2 separate regions of the Homo sapiens genome follow, and region 2 is linked to region 1. A link is a loop called in an ENCODE intact Hi-C map of the cell type or tissue named here. Cell type or tissue: endothelial cell of umbilical vein. All regions are shown on one strand. Each heading gives the region's core, and the rest is flanking DNA. Links, peaks and the distances in the headings are about the cores only.

Evidence for each region. Hi-C counts contacts between places; a loop is a spot of excess contacts. Peaks named below come from ENCODE experiments on the same cell type or tissue, not always from the same donor. Only the 100,000 strongest peaks of a DNase experiment are listed, where the experiment ranks them.
Region 2: a loop joins it to region 1, with 4 times the contacts of the local background. A loop is called at or near these places in 3 of 110 quality-filtered maps.

What each region holds. Positions count from the first base shown.
Region 1 is chr17:83,182,901-83,185,808 of GRCh38, forward strand. All of the region lies in intron 2 of LOC101929650 (a long non-coding RNA gene), which reads left to right. Among named protein-coding and RNA genes, the nearest start is that of METRNL, 100 kb to the left of the region's middle. In endothelial cell of umbilical vein, for the core only: no CTCF peak of the experiment used is centred there; a DNase peak (open chromatin) is centred at 1,341; H3K27ac peaks cover 647 bases.
Region 2 is chr17:83,108,405-83,111,312 of GRCh38, forward strand. No RefSeq gene overlaps it. Among named protein-coding and RNA genes, the nearest start is that of METRNL, 30 kb to the left of the region's middle. RefSeq lists enhancers at 715-1,540, 1,740-2,336. In endothelial cell of umbilical vein, for the core only: no CTCF peak of the experiment used is centred there; DNase peaks (open chromatin) are centred at 1,557, 2,107 and 2,587; H3K4me3 peaks cover 500 bases; H3K27ac peaks cover 1,581 bases.

The DNA of each region.
Region 1 (2,908 bases), core at 229-2,728:
GGAAATAATGAGACCGGCTCAGGACAGGGCCGGGCTGGCCTCTGTGTTTTGTGAAAGTTCGAGTTTCTACACCCTCTGAGAAGATGCTGGGCCCTGAGGGAGGGTGTGGACCAGAAGGAAGTCACGGGGTGAGTGGAGGGGGAGGGAAGCTTATGTGCCATTTTAAGAAGACGACAGCAAAAACAGGAAAATCCTATTTATCTGAATCCTATGTGATTCCACTTGAATTTTCAATAATTTAGACAAAAGTAAATTGGCGTTTACTTTTGCATTAGCCATAAGGAGCAGAAGGAGAAATTTGCTCCCTAGAATATGAGTGTTGACGTGTTGCTGACATCAAAACAGAATTTAAACTTTGAGGAAAGAGAGATGCCAGTGCTGCCACAAAGGCACCGACGCCCGAGACAGCAGGGCTCGTGTTTCTTCACGCAGACCATCTGTGCCGCCGTTGGCCATCGGAGGTGATGAAACTGGGCTGCTTCCAATGCATTCCAGAATGTAAACCCCTCACCGTGTTTCTTCTTGGTTTGATCCCTGGAGTGCCTGTGCTTTGTCTTCAAGTCACACTTGGGATTTTGCTAGTTTTCCAAGATTATCGCATTTTTTTTGAACAAAGTAAATCAGTTTCCGACAATGCCACTGTCGTGTTAGGGTTTCTCGGCGTGTCGCCTGGCTCTGGCCGGGGTTGTGTGTGACGCTTCCTACCCGTGCTGCCTTGCACATTTATGGAGCAGGGGGTTTGCCGGCAGCGGTCTTGGTTCCTTATAATCCTGTCATCGTCCTCGTCGTCAGCCCCCTCCTTCCCCTGCTCTTCCTCTGTTGTCCCAGCAAGACTTTCAAAGAACCAGCTATTGCTCAAGTGGTCTTTTAGAGAATGTGCACACCTCTCAACCACTCCACAACACCTCAAGATTGCAGTGGTTGTGTTTCGGGTTCACATACATGTATATCGAGACTCAGGGAAGTCCAGGGCCACACAGGAAGTGGCAGAGCCAAGATTTAGACCTGATCTAGCTCCAAATCCCAGCTTCTCTGTTGCTGGCCACGCAGGATGAGCTCTGTTTCCCAGGCAGGCTGAGCAAATGTCCAGGATGGCAGGTTCTTGGCAGGGCCCTGGGGGCTGAGGCCACAGAAGGCCTCCTCACAGGAGTGGGGGTGAAGGGCCCCAGGTCCAGGCTGGATGACCTTCTGCCCTTCCTGATGCGGGTGACCTGGCTCTGCTGGTTTGAAGTAAAAACGCTGTTGGCAGAGAATCGAGACGCGGGGAAGGTTAGTTCAGGGCAGGGATGTTGGTGTCTGCGGGTGATGACTGCAGCCTCCCTGTGTGTTGTGTTTCCCGGTTGGCACACCTCTGTTTATTGTCTGCGCCAGCCTCATACCCCCTTTCCCTCAGCGTATTTCCTTCATAACAGGATGGCAGACTCAGCGGCTGCTATGGGGCTGTTCCAACTACTGAAAACACTGAGATAAGGCCCACGGTGGCAGAAATCCCTGAGGCTGCCAAGGGTGCCCACATCCCAGATGCCGGGGCTCTGAGAGTCGCCTCCTCTGTTCTTAGTTGCCTCGGATGTGAACAGGCGGCCATCAGGGGGTGTCATCCTGAGCCCTGAGGTGGGGCCTGGGGTCTGCACTCGAATTCACGGTGCCCTGATGCTAAGTTTTAATTCTTAAAAAGCTTTTCTAGCTCAAGATACTCCTCAATATATTAATTATTGGCTGAAAAAAGCCTAAATTTTTAATCTTGCAAATGCTAGAATTTCTGAGCTCCCTATGTTTTCTCTCAATTCTGCTGCAAGCTTGGCTTTCCTTTCTGAGCTTATCTTTTTCTTGAGGTACTTTATCAAATGCAGTAGCAATGATTATTCACTCTAGAGACATTTTGCTTGGAAAGCTTTTCACCCAATGCCAGGATTACATTGGGTATGTTTCCTGCTTTCTAAGTTATTACAGGAGCCCATGTTAGTGATTTTTTTTTTACCATTACATGTCACAAGTTGCCATTCCCCGACTTTCTAAAGTAGTTTATTCACCACCCAGTCTATCAGCCAGTGCCACATATTAATACTTTAGGTTTTATTATGGCAGCACCTACTTTTGACACCAAATTCTCTATTGGTCAGCTATTGCTATAATAATGCTGTGTAACAAATGGCCCCACCAATCCCAGTGGTTTAGAAGAAGCTGTTTGTCTCTCATGCCTATGTCGGTGTAGTGGCCGCAGCATCTACTTCAGGCTGCAGGTGCCTCTCAGGTGTGTGGCTTGGCTCTCATTTTGAGACCTGATGGAAGAGGCAGAAGGTCCCCCCGGGGCACTTCCCAGGCCAGGCGTGCAGGAGGGCAAGTGGAAGCACATACTTACCTGTACTCAGAACTGCCCCCACTGTCCCCTTCCACACTTCAGTGGTCACAGCAAGTCCCATTTCCAATCCATGGTGCTGGGACTGGGAGGGAAGGAAGGACTGTGAGTGTACAATGCCACCTGCCACAGGAATGGCTCAAGGATGGAGGCAAAGTTAACACCAGGAGTTGCCCTGTCCCTCTGCTCCTGAAGCCCTTGGCTTTGCAGAGATGATGTGGTGCAGTGGAAAGGACACAGTGCATGGCGGGCCAGCTCGGCTGCCCTGACACACTGTGGCCAGCTGGCCTCTCCTCGGTGTCCCTGGAGCTGCAGCTTTGATGCCAGGGTAGAAGATGAGTGGGAGGCGGAGGGGCATTTCCAGCCAACTCTATACACTGAGAAGCACTAAAGATTAACAGGTGACTGTCTGGGAAGAGCCAGCTTTGTAAGAGACACTGAGAGGCACCACTTCCCGGGCCTTCATCTTCCCTCTGGATGGGTGGAGGAACAGGGACACCAAACCTGACATTGCTCCCATACTGAGTGCCAGCCATGGCCCCACCTTGCACA
Region 2 (2,908 bases), core at 199-2,698, 75 kb before region 1:
AAGTTGCACCCGAGTTAAACAGTGGCTCTGAGCATCCTCAGAAGATGAGGCACTCTCTAGTTTTCTGAGTGGGGAGTTTAGTGACGAAGCTGTTGCTTCGGGAGGAGGACGAGGGCAGTGTGGGCACTGGTGGGCGTAGGGGGGACGGGGCTCTGGGTGAGGACAAGCAGAGGGAGGCTCACAGTGCCACAGGCAGGTCCCAGCCTCTGCCTTCAGGACAGACCAGACCCCTCAGCCTCTGAACTGTGTTCGGGCAAACGGGATTACGACTCTGAGTGACTGGAAGGCCCCGCTTGGTGCTGAGTGCACTGGCACCCATGTTATGTCTGTGGCACAAGCGCTCGATGAGGTCTGCACGATCACTGCAGATGATCACTGCACCATCATTCCTCGCTGCACGATCCTTCCTCGCTGCACGATCCTTCCTCGCTGCAGGATCCTTCCTCGCTGCACGATCATTCCTGGTTGCACGATCCTTCCTCGCTGCACGATCCTTCCTCGCTGCATGATGATTCCTTGCTGCACGATCCTTCCTCACTGCACGATCCTTCCTCGCTGCACGATCAGTCCTCGCTGCAGGATCAGTCCTCACTGCACGATCCTTCCTCGCTGCATGATCCTTCCTCACTGCATGATGATTCCTTGCTGCACGATCCTTCCTCACAGCACGATCCTTCCTCGCTGCACCATCCTTCCTCGCTGCACGATCCTTCCTCGCTGCACGATCCTTCCTCGCTGCACGATCCTTCCTCGCTGCACGATCCTTCCTCGCTGCATGATCCTTCCTTGCTGCACAATCATTCCTCGCTGCACCATTATTCCTCACTGCACAAGGGAGGAAACTATAGCACAGGGAGGGTGAGCCACTCGCCCAGGGCCACATAGCTGTGAGGGGAGAACTAGGAATTCTCATCCAGCCTTCAGGAAAATTACATGTGGACTGGATGTGACGGATCTTGAGCCACGCTGACAATTGAGTCCCTGTCCCTCAGTGGGTTTCAGAAGAGAGGCCTCCCCTCTCCCACATCCCAGGAGCTCAGAGGCCCTGGGATGGGCCGACAGTTCTTGGCCAGGTGGCTGCTCCTGCGGTCACAGCACTTGGAGGTGCTGGCCTGCGTGCAGACGCCCCCTGTGCCTGTGGGGTCCTCTCCGGGCCTGGCCTGGCCTCAGTCCCACTGGCCACCCTCGCTCGGGGATCGCTAGGGGTCCTTGGACCTCAGACCATGCAGGGCCTCCCTTTGCAGAACAGGAAAATAGGACGGCCACCCTCAGGCCACCGTCCATGAGCATCACAGGGGCAGGTTCTTATCTCTGGGCTGGACGTGTCAAGGCTGGGCTTGGGGGCCAGAAGCTTCCCAGCAGGCCTCCCACTGGCCACAAGACACAAGCAGCCCCTCAGCCCTGCAGCCACGTCCTCTCTGACAGGGCCCCTCTTGCCCCAAGCCCAGCCGGGCCACCGTGGCCAGCTCCACACACACATCTGGCTGAGCACTCACACCAGGCTGCGGGGTGGTGTCACGGCCCAGGAATGCAGGAAGACGTCTGGGGCTCTGGCAGAGAGGCATGGCCATGCGCCAAGAATGTGCCTTGTAGAGACATAATTATGCATTGGGGGAATACGGCGTAACAAACCCGGTGGATGCCACCGACTCCACTTACTTTACTGAGAGCTGAGAGGACAGCAAAGTGCGGCACTGACCCTCAGGAGGGGAGGGCGCTGGCTGGTGCCCACCGTCCTGCAGAGGACTGAGGGATGCGTGGGCATGGGTGGGCACAACCGTGGGGGCGCTGGCCTGGGGGAGGAGGAAGGAGGCCGGGCGAGGGCGTGGGCAGCGCTGTCCTGGCTGATGGCTGAGGAGCCAGGGCGCGGCCGCAAGTGCGTGGCAGCGTGGCAGGGCGGCTGAACGACCCCATTGTGTGGAGTGAGGCCGAAAGGCCAAGTGGGACGGGCAGGGAAAGAAGCACATTTCATAACTTCAGTCCACTGTGAGAGGACTGCCTGCCCCTTTTAGAAAACTTGGAAATCACAGCAAGTCTCCAGCAGGGAAACAACGCCATGGGGGAGGGGTCTTATCTCTGGGCTGCGCTATCTCCCCACCCAAAGACCACGTCAGCCTTCCGGGCATTTCTTTCAGAATTTTAAGCCACATGTCTGTGTGTGTCTCTCTGTGCGTACAAACACGTCTGTTTATGTGTGTCCTCACATCGCTGGGGTCATGTTGTATGTGTTGTAAAAATTACTTTTTAACTTGTGTAATATGTGTATATATATATAACAAACCCTACCGTCTTAACTGTTTTTGAATCTACAGCTTGGTGGCATGAAATACATTCATATTAACTGTAACTGTCAATTTCCAGATGTTTTATCTTCCCGAGCCGAAACTCTGTCCCCATTAAACACGAACTTCCCAGTCCCCCTCCCCCAGCACCCACCGTTCTGTTTCTGCCTCTATGAAGCTGACAACCCAGGGACCGCGTACGAGTGGAATCAGCAGGATTTGCCCTTATGTGTCCGGTTATTTCCCTCGGCACAGTGTCCTCAGGGTTCATCCGTGTCACAGCAAGCGTCTGACTTTCCTTCCTCTTCCAGGCTGGGTCACAGCCCTTCATGTGGATGGACCACGTTTTATTCACTCATCTGGCAACGGTCCTTCTGGCTGTTGTGAATAACGTGGCTGTGAACGTATACGTCTTGTTCTGTTCAAAGCAAAACACACATTTTCATTCTTTCAAAACTGTCCTTATGTTTCCTGTGGAATGCCCTGGACTCAGGGTTTGGGGGAGCCGGTCATTATATCACACCCGGGGTTTTCGCTGGAAAGAGCCTCAAGCCGTATGTGCTCTCCCGACGCCATCCTCCCCACAGTTGGCTGTTGAGAATTTTTTCTCTTTGGAGGACTGTGGG